Regions from separate parts of the Homo sapiens genome. Here region 2 is linked to region 1. The links are chromatin contacts, found by Hi-C or POLR2A ChIA-PET in ENCODE. All regions are on one chromosome and are shown on one strand. Each heading gives the region's core, a stretch centred on a gene start or an enhancer-like site at or near the end of the contact. The rest is flanking DNA. Distances are from core to core; before and after follow the strand shown. Region 1 overlaps FSD1L (fibronectin type III and SPRY domain containing 1 like). Region 2 holds the start of FKTN-AS1 (FKTN antisense RNA 1).

Evidence for each region. Hi-C counts contacts between places; a loop is a spot of excess contacts on that map. ChIA-PET counts read pairs that join two places held with the same protein, here RNA polymerase II (POLR2A). Pooled maps may share reads with other maps.
Region 2: a loop to region 1 is called in a map of A673, with 4 times the contacts of the local background. The contact joins the promoter of FKTN-AS1 here to the enhancer-like site in region 1. A Hi-C loop is called at or near these places in 1 of 168 maps with a recorded cell type or tissue (A673), 11 of 37 single-sample maps with no recorded cell type and 6 of 50 pooled maps. POLR2A ChIA-PET finds 5 or more read pairs at or near these places in 3 of 52 experiments (GM12878, activated T-cell and naive thymus-derived CD4-positive, alpha-beta T cell).

The regions. Positions count from the first base shown.
Region 1 is chr9:105,508,830-105,515,061 of GRCh38, forward strand. FSD1L (fibronectin type III and SPRY domain containing 1 like) reads left to right here. Exons shown (of 14, transcript NM_001145313.3): 10 at 3,978-4,107. Among named protein-coding and RNA genes, the nearest start is that of FKTN, 46 kb to the right of the region's middle. Within about 2 kb of position 1,307, at least 3 of the 41 ENCODE cell types and tissues checked have a DNase peak (open chromatin) inside an H3K27ac peak, as active enhancers do; they include GM12878, where a contact is called at or near this core.
Region 2 is chr9:105,554,437-105,560,668 of GRCh38, forward strand. FKTN-AS1 (FKTN antisense RNA 1) reads right to left here and starts at 3,870. Exons shown (of 3, transcript NR_184141.1): 1 at 3,334-3,870; 2 at 2,678-2,739. FKTN (fukutin) reads left to right here and starts at 3,695. Exons shown (of 11, transcript NM_001079802.2): 1 at 3,695-3,729. RefSeq lists enhancers at 3,556-3,605, 3,766-3,955.

The DNA of each region.
Region 1 (6,232 bases), core at 57-2,556:
AGCCTAGCTTTCTCAACAGTAAGAATTTTAAGGGAAAATAGGACTACAGTAGTGGTTTTCATTGGGTTTTCTTATATGATTTTATTTATACAGATAAAATAGACTGAGATGATGGTATTGTATTCTCTGGGAGATGCTTAATTTATAAATTTCAATCTTGTTATAAATAGGTAAGTATCACTGAGATTTGCCCAGAGTTTTCCCATAGAATGGATTATGAATCAATATTGGGGAAGTATCTGTTTAGTTCAGGTCCTCTCTGTTTTCCTGTATCTTATTGCAACAGTTAACGTTTATATAGTTTATTAATGGTTACAAAACACTTTCAATTCTTTATTAGATAATTAAAGTCATCTTGAGAGATCAATATGCTAGATATTATTGATACCCATATTGCAGATGAAAAAATAGAGTTTTCATATATTAAATGACTTTCCCATGATCCCTAGACCTAGTTTGGAAAGGTGTGAATAAGAATCCACTTCTGAGTTTTGTGCCAGCCCTTACTATGAGCCTGGAACCTAGGTTCTTCTAGTCTCTGAAAGCAATTGGGGTTTAATGAAAACTCCCTAGAGTAGCAGACTTGAATACAGAGGATTTTTTAGATATTTACCAATTTGAAGGTTATAATGCTGGAGACTTTCCTAGTTGTGAGATGGTTATTGACTGGGTTTAATTCCAGAACCAGACTCTACACATTCTTGTAGGCACTTGGGACTTAAGGCATTCCACTGACCTCTAGTTCATATAGCATTTGAATAGGTTTACCTGCCAGAAATTTGATTGGATTTGGAGGATGACAAAAAAAATCATATAATAAAACAAAATATAAGGCCTATAAGTTATTGATGAGACAAACTCAGAAAAATGTTTGCATCACAAAGGTCTGAAATAAAGTCTATCTTGAAGTAATTTGTTTGGATTAGCAGATGTTTCTATTTGAGAACTATAGGTAACTTAGCCAAGGAATGCAGTTAACTCTGTATTACATGTTATCAAACTGAGATGTTATTGTGGTTTCTGTAGAGGTTTTTACCATTTTAAAATAATAGTCATATGTAGGCAGATAATCTTTTCTATATAACTTGAACTGTTTTTAGCCCATCAAGTAAAATTCATTACTATTATTCTTCCTCAAGAGCATCATATTTTTAAAATTTCTTTTGTTTCTTTTCATTTACTGTTCATATTTAATGACCAAAGTTGGACCTAAATGTGGTGAATTATAATTTCTATGCAAATTTCATAGATACAGGAAAATGAATCACTGGCTTGTGGTTTTCTTCCAGCTGGGCTGGCTGCTCCTATTAGCAGTGATTGGATGTTACTGGTCAAACTCTTAATCATGGGGTTTGTAGAGAGAAACTAAGTTGATTCTAGGCCTTTTCAGCACTTCTTCACTGTTGAGTAAACCCTCTGCGGTAGGAATAGACTGAAACTCAACTCTGAGACCCACAAAACAGTGATTCTGACCTTCAGGGAGTTCCAGAATAAAGTTAGACTCCTACATGGCCATGAGTCACAGATTTTCTAGGGTTATTCCATAGCATTAGTGGGGCTACTAATGAGAGTAAGAGCTGCAGAGGAAAAGTCCACATTTTTACCAATGACACACTGAACAGTTGTTTACCAATTTATTTGGCTTGTTGCAGCCTTTTTCAACCAACCAGTAGAAATTAGGGTATGGACAAAAAACTGGAGAGAAAGGAAGAAAGGTGGAGATTGAGTAGTTGAGCCTACCAAAATTTCATATACTTCCACTTAAGGTTCTTGATATGGAAAATAGTGAACATTGTTTACTTCTGCCCTCCAACATATGAAGCACTATTTCTTCTGGCATTGAAATTCTCAGAAGTCATGAGTAATATAAGTTCTTATCACCAGAATATTTAGAGTATATTATTAGTTATTTTCTTGTGAAGGTAAATGATATTAAATTACTAAATCACAAATTATTCTCCAACTTTAATTGATAGCAGCTATGATATAATTTTATAGTACCAAGAAAGCAGCCACTCGCACAAGTTAAACATATGAAACATATCTGTACTCTGATTTTTGGTACTTTGTTTTCACAGACTATTAAAGATACGGGAACCAGTATCTAGTTATATTATAGGACTTATACAAGAGATAGGACCTCACTTTTGAGGCTAGTCTTTTTTTTTTTTTTAACTATAGAGTATTATCTCTGTTACATTAGAGGAGCTCTATAACTTAACTGAGGTCCATAAGGGGTAGTGTCCACAAAGAAAGAGAGATACGAAAATGACACTCCTTAGGCTTGAAATCCATGCCTTTTTGTTTGGATGCTGCAGTATTTAATAAGTATGGTCTTAAGTGGTTTTCAATGGTACTATCTATTTTTTTTTTTTGCCACCTTTGACACCAGTATTGCTGGTGGCCCTTCTCTCCAGCATAACAAACATTAGGGGACAGCCTTAGGATTTCTTCCTTTTTTAAAAAAACAGCCTTAGGATTTTAGCAAGCAGTTGAGAATTGGTGGCACCTTAGAGTTAAATCCAATATTCTTTCTCAAAAATGTAGAAGCTCTCACATGCATTACCTAGTAGCTCACATATAGATGTTAACTTTATTAAGGCAGTTCATTCTTGGAAATGCAGGGTATAAGTTTTACTTAATCCTAACCTTTTGGTAACCTGTCTATTAAGGAATTCTATTTCTGTTTTTACTAAAAAGCTGCATGATTGCTGCATTATCTCTTTTTTCTGTAAGTTCATTTCTGTTTAAATGCAGATGTTGAAAGCTGTGAACTTCCTTGTACTGTATGACATTTACTGGAAGCTCTGTGGTCAGTAGATTTGTATTCAGAATGTTGTTTCATAAATAAAAAACAATGAACAATAGCTCCAATGCATAGTTGAAATTAAAGTGCTCTTTACAGAACAGTAGGGGATAAAAGGATTATTGATTCATTAGGTAAACAGTTATGTATCATCAAACAAAATAAACCTATAGAGAGTCATAGTTCACAGACACACTGAAGCCTTAGCTAAATTAAGTAATATCCATAAGTGAAATAGGGTTCTGTAAAGGGATACTGTATTTCTTAATATATACTAGAAGTTTGAACCTTTGGAGGGAAATAGAACTAACAGGCAGATTAGTTAGTAACTGTGTAATAGCTGATACCTTGCAAGATAGAGATTCCGAGAGTTATATTTTAAGATAAAAGGAATGGTGTGATTAGCCATGAATCAGTACATTCTAATGATTTACCCTCAGTTTCCAAGGAAAGAAGCTTATACCTTGCTTCACTGATTTCCTAAATTCCTAAAGCAGTTCTGAGTAAGTCTTGTGAAAAGTATAGTTAATTCCTCAAAATATTAAATAATCTGGAAGTCATAGTTTTATGGTTTTTTTTTAAATTTATGTGGTTCTTTTCCCTCTGTACTCTTCGTCATGTAAATTATCTATCAGCTGGGCCAGTTTCCTTGTTCTGCCATCACGGCCTCAGTTTCTCTATGTTTGCCTTACTTTGAAACTGACAGTGTAGGTATGAAATTATTAAATATTAGAGTATCAGAGAAAATGTGTATGCCAGGTTCTATAATTTTTTACACTATGTAATTTTATCCTTCTCCTTAATTCTTCCAGTTCCCCTTCCTATTTAGTCATAACAGTCAACTGATATCCTAATAACAGGAAATTTAGGTTACTGTGTACTCATTGAGATTTTAGTAGAATGAACAGGAGAAATGTCAGTGACCATGCAAGTACATTGTATTTGGTTGGTGTATAGGATATATAGAGAAGAATAATGGGAAATCAGATAAGAATTATAAATTATAGCCTGATTATTGAGAACTTTAAGTGCTAGGATTATGAATTTGAACTTTATTTTCTGTATTCAGTATTGAATTGATTGAGTAGGAAAATAATGTGGTGATAGCTGTGTTTCAGAAAGTGGAGATATGCTATATTTTAAAAATATATTTAAATATTATCTTGAATAGCACTTAACTTCAATTTGGATAACTCCTCATCCCATTTGAACCTGAAAGTTGAAGATACATGTGTAGAGTGGGATCCTACTGGAGGAAAAGGTCAAGAAAGTAAAATTAAAGGAAAAGAGAACAAGGGCAGGTAAGCTAGACCATTAAATCTGCCATATGGACAAATGCTTGTACACTGGTTCTTATTTAACAATAACTTTTATTGAAATTCTTAGTCAATATACCTATGAGAGTTACAGTATATTAGTAGCACCAAAGTGAAGAATATAATACTATTTGTCAGTAGTTTAATAGGTCATTAACATTTTTTATTACTTTTTTTTAGTTTCATCCCTAATCCTCTTACACATTTTCATTTCAGTATTCCATTTCTTTAAAGTTATATATACAGCAACTTGAATTGCTTAGAAGAAGTTTCTAGTATAATTCCTGAATTTTAGACTTATAGATCACCTATCTTACCTGCAGGTCTGGTCTGCACTAAATGACAGCGTTTAATAGGTACAACCCTAGGGTCTTGCCTCTGATCAGCAACACAATGAACCTAAGAGGCAGGTTCAAGGACCTTTTGTTACTGTCATAACTAACTTATTTAAATAAAGTCAAAACATGGGATCCTCTTTCTTTTTTAATAGAAGAAATTTTTGCTCAAACTGAAGATAAATGCCATTGTGAGTTACAGTAATGAATCCCCAAAAATTCCTCAGCAGGCCTTTAATCTGATTTCATTATAAGCTGTTAAATTTAAGTTGTAAAACAGTTTCTTAACAGTTGCCTGTTTTTATCTGACAGTGTCCATGTTACTTCACTGAAGAAACATACAAGGTGATGATCTATGTCTGTCTAGTTCTAGGACTTAGTAAAATCTAGCTTGGCTGATTAAAAAAACTTTAATTTTATCTTTTAACCAATAAGCAGAAGCCATTGCGGCAGCCTTCATAAGCTAAAATACTGCTCTGTGTAGACTGTATTGGTAGCTTATGTTTTGAATTTACATTGTAGTGTGCTGCATATTATTTGGATTATATTGTATATGGTAACAAAATAAGCTCTGCTTTAAAGTCTTTCTTGAATTTTTTTCCCTTATCTGATTTATTTTTCTGCTTTTACTCATACCTGGCATCTTTCTTGTTGTACTGAATAATATTCGTTAGTCTAACATTATAGCTTCGCTTTTATTTGTATTTGACACACAGCAGGTTTGAAGAGTTCTCTGTTTTATAATAATTAGGCAGTTTCAGGAGCAACAAGGATAAAAAATAAAGGCCATTGCTAAAATTATCAAGACAGTTCCAGAAAGATGAATGGTTTCAATTTGCATGAGTAATAATGTGCTTATTTGAAGATACTACATATCTTTACTGGAAACCAGAATGTGTTCTCTTTTCAAAATTATCTTCCTCTTATTTTCAGTTTATGTACTTGTTATTGGTAAAAGTGATTTTATAGTGTATTATAAATTGGAAAATGCTGAATTTAATAGTCTATGAGTAGACTACATATTTATGATTTAAGGTTATATTATTTCTCCCTTCCTACTTTTTAAGAGTATTTTACGTATAGGCTACTTGTCGAATGTTATATGCATTTATATATTCTTTCCATAAATATTTGTTTGCTGTAGGATGTCTGCTGGATGTTATAGGATTTATAGGGATAAACACTGTCTCTGCTTTCAAGAAATTTGCCCTAACTTATGTAGATGAGATGTATGTACAAGTAGCAATAATGCAAGGTAGACATATGTAGAATTGTAAGTGTGAATAAAGGTATTCAGAGGAAGAAAGATGCCCAGAGCTGCCAGATGTTGAGGTGGTTAGGTAGGATAGCCAAACTAAAGGTAATAATCAAGCCTTTATTGATTTGCTGTGATAGTATAAGCAAGAGGCCACAAAGGAAAGAGTATCCACTACCCCAGTGTTCAATTTTTCCCAACAGAATGGCACTGGGTGAAGGTCATGTAAATCAACACAGATCACAAGTAGTGGATCTTCTCACTGCCAGCAAGCCCCAAACAAAAAGGTTCCTGCCAGTTTATGGGCCTGAGAGTCAAGAAGGTGGGGAGTGAGGGGCTAAAATGGGAAAGATACTAAAACAGAGTGGAGAAAAGTGTTTTCAGACCATCACTCCTCCCCTGACCTCTGCCCTAAAGCAGTTTTACGCAGAGACACCTGAAAAGCAACTCAGCCTAGGGCCTCCCTCCAGTAAGGGGACCTCTGAATAGAGGTGCCTAGGGTAGGATTGCAGATACGGTA
Region 2 (6,232 bases), core at 2,620-5,119, 48 kb after region 1:
TGACAATACAAAGGACCAAGGCATTTCTATGCCAGGCCTTGTTCCCTTATCTGAGTGAGCTGGAGGTTTGTGCAAGTTTTTATCCAAATGGGCCGTAGGTTTTTCCATCTGTGCAGTCATGGGCATGTCTCCAGGCACAACACCCTGTGCTAGTTCCCTTATTGGTGCCTGCAGCTTTTTTCCCAGGCTGCTTTTTATATTATCTGGGGATAAGGCACTGACTCATGAGCCAGGGGCTCTCCAGGACCCTTCTCTTGTTACCTACCTAAGGTAAGCTAACTAACCGGATCCCCACACTCTTGCTGTGCCTCTCTTCATGGGATGAAAAATTGAGGAGCCAAGGGACTATGCCTACTTGGAATCCATGTTCCTTTACCCACAGAATTCTATACTATGTTATCAGCCAGAACCCCAGGATTCCTTGCCTCATCAGCCTGAAGCTTGCTTCCAGGATATGTGCAGGCCTTTTGTCCAAATCCATCCTGAAAAAAGACTACTACAGATGTATATACCCCTATGGCTGGCAGTTTGTGGGAAGTACAGATGAAGCTTGGATGTGCAGACTGAGTTGTCCACATGCATGCATGATAGGCCCCTGTGGCAGGCTTAAGCTAGAAGTAAAAAGAGACCCAGGGGATCAGGGAAGGGCAGGCCAACCTAGTATCACTTTCTAGTACACTTCTGAAGAATCTGCGAATCGCATATTTGAACCTAGATTTCTGTTCCTTGAGAATACATGTTAAAGTAGAAGAGTATAACATTTTATTTGTTGGTTAACGCTCAGCTATTTAGACACTGAAAATATGTCAGGGTTGGCTTTCATTTGTATTCTTGGCCCAGACCCTACAAATGTTAGGAGTCGGCCAGGATCCTTACATGTGTGCACAGCTGAGTGGTTTATAGAACATGAATATTTACTTGTAAGAGAGGCTGTTTTTATGCATCCTTGTACCCACTCTTTCAGCTGTATTTGCTATCCAGATTAAAGCATACTGACTTGACGTTTGCCATGAGCTGAGGGCTCACATTTGACCTTTCAGTATGCTTGATAAGTAACACTGCCACCAGTTTAGTTGTATATTTACCTTCAGTTATGTTTGTTCCCAAACCTGCTTATGTAGGTGGTAGTCACTGTTGTAGTCATGTAAGTATGTAAACCAATTATATAAATATATAAACCAAAATAAATATGAAATGAGTATGAAAAGGTACTTATAAGAAAAGTACGAGAACCATTAGAGATGAAGAGTTTAAAAAGTTGCAAAGTTAGTTGTGGCCAAAGTAATTGTGAGTGATAGGGGAAGATTTTTAAAAATAAATTCCAGGACTCCAAATTTATATTCCTTCACTTGTATCTTTAAGTTCCTGGTCCATTTTACAGAAACAGAAACTACAAATGATGGATGATGCATTATGTCTATGGTTTTGTAAGAAAAACAGTGAGATACTCTAATCAGCTGGTCCATGCTTAAAATGAACTTAGTTCAAAACAGAAGATTGGCCATTGTAACCCTCTACTGAAACTGCCTTTTTGAGAAGGTTTATTCAGAACTAGATTTGTTATACACTTGGAAAGTATTTATTTCTAAGAACCTGATAATTTTTCCCTTTTCCTGTTACTTTTAATTATAATTTCCAAATATACAGAAAAGTAGAAAGCCAGTGCTTTGTGCTCATCACCTAATCAATTGTTAACATTTTGCCATGTTTGTGCTATCTATTTTGTTTTAAAATGTCACCTGTAAGTATGCTATATGCATCCATGATGGCTTTTAAAAACAGCCACATTCTGTTAACATTCTTAGCAAAATTAACAGTAATTCTGTACTATTATCTAATGGATCAGTCCATACTAAAATTTCAGTTGTCTCAGAAGTATCTTTTTACAGTTATCTTGTTCAAATCAAGATCTAGACAGGGTCCACACATTGTACTCCGTTACATCTCTTAAATATTTGATTTTACAATAGTTCCCTCTGCTTTTAAATGCCATTTATGAAAAAAACTGAGGAATTTGTCTGGTAGAATGTCCCGTTTTCTGAATTTAGTTGCTTCTCTATATCCTGTATTAGATCTAGAGTTTGAGTAAATGCAGGTTCAATTTTTAGGCAAGAATCCTTCACAGGTGTGGCTGTGTACTTTCTATCACATCAGGAAGTACATAATATATGCTTGTCCCAAATTTAGTGAGATTAAGATCAGTGGGTTTAGGTGATGCCAGTCTATTATAAAGTTCCCCATCAACCTTTCACCTTAATTTTATCATCTATTGATGTTGCCCTTTCGATTATTTTATTAGGAGTTACAAAATCGTGATTGTTTTATCATCCTCCATTTATTAGCTGGAACTCTTATAAGTACTTTGGTTACACTAAAATTCAATTCATACAAGAAAGGCAGGATAAATGCTTGATGTTTTCCCTTATCAAGTTTTAGAATATTTAATCTTCAACTTGGCAATCTTCAATCACGACTGAATTTTATTTTTTAAGGAGTCATTATAAACTCAAGAATTTTTATATTTGATGTGTTTCAATCAATAGCAAGTATGTGATGCTCAAGTTTTCCCATGTCCCATCACGTTAGCACCTGTGTTAATGATGCCATTAAGCTTTGATAACTTACTTCCTCTTGGTGTAACCTTCCACTTTTTTTTATTAACCTACTGAGTACCTACCCGTTCTGAGTGCATTGGATGAGAGGACTTCAACAGTAAGCTTGTATGTGCATAGGAAATTTCTGGAAGGAAAAACAAAAAGTTGGTAAATGTCATAACCTGTAGGAAGTGAGGAAGATTTTTTCTTCCTTTTCTTTCTGTACTGATAGAATTAAAAACAAAGCTTAGAAAACAAATATATGATGGGAGTATTTTCCGTTTTGTAGAAATAAATTATAATTACAGTAACTGGTTTAGTGAATTATGGTTTTCAAAAATTTATAAGAAGATTAATATCTGAGCCTTAACAACCACCTTTTGGATTACACCGTTAAAAGAACCAAAGTGAGAGGATCGCTTGAGGCCAAGAGTTCGAGACCAGCCTGGGCAAGATGGTGAGGACGCCCTCCCCCCCACCCCCGCCACACCCCGCCCTGCTAGCCCCCAACGTCTCTACAAAAAAAGAAAAGAAAAAAGTTAATCAGGTACAAAATTGTATCCAGCCTTAAACTGGAGGGCAACAGGTCGCTAAATCTTGAATGTCATAAAGGCACCTCAACTTCATGAGGAATAGTGAACGCAGCTGCTATTTTCCACTCTATCCCCTAGCTCTACTAATTGTATCCAAACCAAACTTCAGGGAGTTATGCTGAATCCCTCTAGCAAAGCACACGCACTAAAAAAACCACTCGTTTATCAGAAGTTCACATTTAACGGGCTTGGAAAACGGCTCAGCTGCTGCCTCCAGTTCATCTTCCGCTGTCGAAAGCGTTTCAGAACTTAAACTCTCAGATTGCCTCAGTGCGCTGCTGTAGTTGTCAATTAGGCAAGAGATAAAAAAGGGCTTTGGCTAAGTGGCTAGATTATAAAAGCGAGGAATCGCCAGGGCTCAGTGAACTTCTGGCGGTGAGGATGCGACAAGAGTCACAGGAAAGCCGAGGCTGGGGCTGGACCGTGGGAACGTCCCAGCAGGAACCAAGCCAGCCTCCGCCGCTCAGCACTTGACGGCGGCTTTTGCGGCGGTTGCTGTGAGTGCCGTAAAGCGGAGCGGCTGCAGCCTGCTGTTGAGTGAGGTAAGGTACGGGAGGCTCAGGTCGGTACCCGGGGATGGGTGGGCGCCTTCAGACAGGTACCGCTGGCGACTCGGGTGCCCTTACCGGGCATCCTCCAGCATTCTGGGCACCTGCCTACCCCTTGGTGAGGAGGCCGGCCACAGGCTGAGCGCGCTCCGGGCTGGGTACTCCTCAGTCAGTCCACGAGCATCGCGTGGTAGACTTCCACTTGGCCAGTCCTTCCCGCACTTCTGGGCGTGTCATCAGGTGAAATCTTAATCCTGGGACAGATGAAAGGTTGGAGGACGATCGAGACTCTTGTAGTAGCCGGGTTAGGGTAGTGACCCCTGACCTCAGGTTATCCGCCCGCGTTGGCCTCTCAAAGTGCTGAGATTACAGCCGTGAGCCACCGCGCCCGGCCTGAAATTTACAATTTCTCATTTAACATGAGGTAAGCCACATTTCTCTTGGCTTCAGTTTTGTCAGATGTGGAAAAAAAAAAAAAAGGACCTAGATGATATATCAGATTCTTTATGCTTTTGAAGATAGCACGTTTCCAGTCGGTAAAAATCAAGCTGTGAACAAATGACAAAGTGAATGATAGAGCAGTATATTAGAAATTGGGCAGATGGAAGCCCAGTAGAAAAGGCTGTGTTTGAGCTAGACTCTGAGGATAAATAGGGTTTGAACGATTGGAAACCATCTCTGTTGGGCCATGGACAAAGATATCAAATGCAGGAATAAGCATTTATATTTTAGCGATTCTATTTGTGGACATAAGTTTAGTGAGGGTAGAGGATTTGGGAAGGCTGGCATTGAACGGTGAAAGAACTCTTAGTGGAAAGGAAGTGCAGGGTGTTCTGACAAGGAAGAAGAAAGGAACCGGGGAAATGCCGAAAGAACAATACGCAGGACTTGATTTCTTGGATCTGGGTGATGATATTTTTAACCTGCGTTTCTAAAAAGTAAGTTTAAGTGCTGTTGGCAAAAATGGGAATTCTGTTGAATTCCAGCATGCAATAGTGTACTGGGAATAAAGTGATTTAGATCGTAGAGTGCTGAGGTTGCCAATAACTAGCCTCTTGGCTGTCATTTAATTCTTCTAGAGCCTATTCTCCATAAGGTGATGTTGGGCCAGCTGATCTCTCTTCTCTAAAGCCTGTAAAACTAGAGACTGTGAGGATGGAGAGCTAGTTACTTTCTTCTGGACTGGGAGAGGACGATAGTTGACAGAGAATAAAATTGTTAATTTTGGGGCTGGACGCGGTGGCTCACGCCTGTAATCCCAGCACTTTGGGAGGCTGAGGCGGGTGGATCACCTGAGGCCAAGGAGTTCGAAACCAGCCTGGCCAACATGGTGAAACCCTATCTCTACTAAAAATACAACAAATTAGCCGGGTGTGGTGGCGGGCGCCTGTAATCCCAGCTACTCCTGAGGCTGAGGCAGGAGAATCGCTTGAACTTGGGAGGCAGAGGTTGCAGTGAGCCAAGATCAGGCCACTGCACTCCGGCCTGGGCAACAAGAGCGAAACTCTGTCTCAAAAAAAAAAAAAAGTTAATTTTGAACATGTTAAATTTGAGGTGAGGTGCAGGAAATAGAGTTGAAAATATAGGCAGATAGAGTGCATGGACTGTAATTTAAATAGTGTTTTCTCTCACAGGTGGTAGTTAAAATCTTGAGAATGGATTTGGTTTCAGGGAGAGATTGTAGAGAGAGTAACTATAGGCCATACCCACAGAGAGGAGGTTGGAGAAATTATTGAAGGAGGCATGTGGATCTCAGAGCTAAGAGCAAGGAAGGAGTTCTTTTTAAAAAAGTTACATATAGTTGTAGATTCTCAGGGGCCCAGTGTTGTTATTAAGCTAATTTAACAGCATTTACAGCAAATAATAAGCACCTACTTCTGGGAATTCTGGCAGAAAATAAATAATTCAAATAGATATAATCTCCACTGCCTAATTGTCTACCCAGAAGTGGTATCATTTACATATTTATTTATTCAACAAATATTTATATGTTTCAAGCACTGCTGGTTCTAGGGATATAACGACGAGCAAGGTAGACATTGTTCTTATCCTCCCTGCATGTAAAGCCCTTAGCATCTACATCAGTGCTTTTCAAATTTTAATGTACATATGAATCATCTGAGGATTTTATTAAAATGTAGATTATGAATCAGTAGGTGGGGGCTGAAAATTCTGTATTACTAACAAGCTCCAATGTGATACTGATGTTCTTAGGACCATACTTTTAAGTGACAAGAATCTAGATCCTGTTTAGCAAATATGGCCGTTATTAAGCCACTACCACTACCCATCATCTGTTTCTCCTAGGATAAAATAATTTTACTTCTTATGAAAATAATATATGCTTATACAAATATTGGAACAATATAGAAAAGTGTAAAGAACCATGTAAAAATCACTCCTAATTCTCCCTACCCAGAGATAACCATTATTAATATTTTTGGGAACATTCATCCAGATTTTACATATGTACATACATTCACAATTTAAGTGTTGC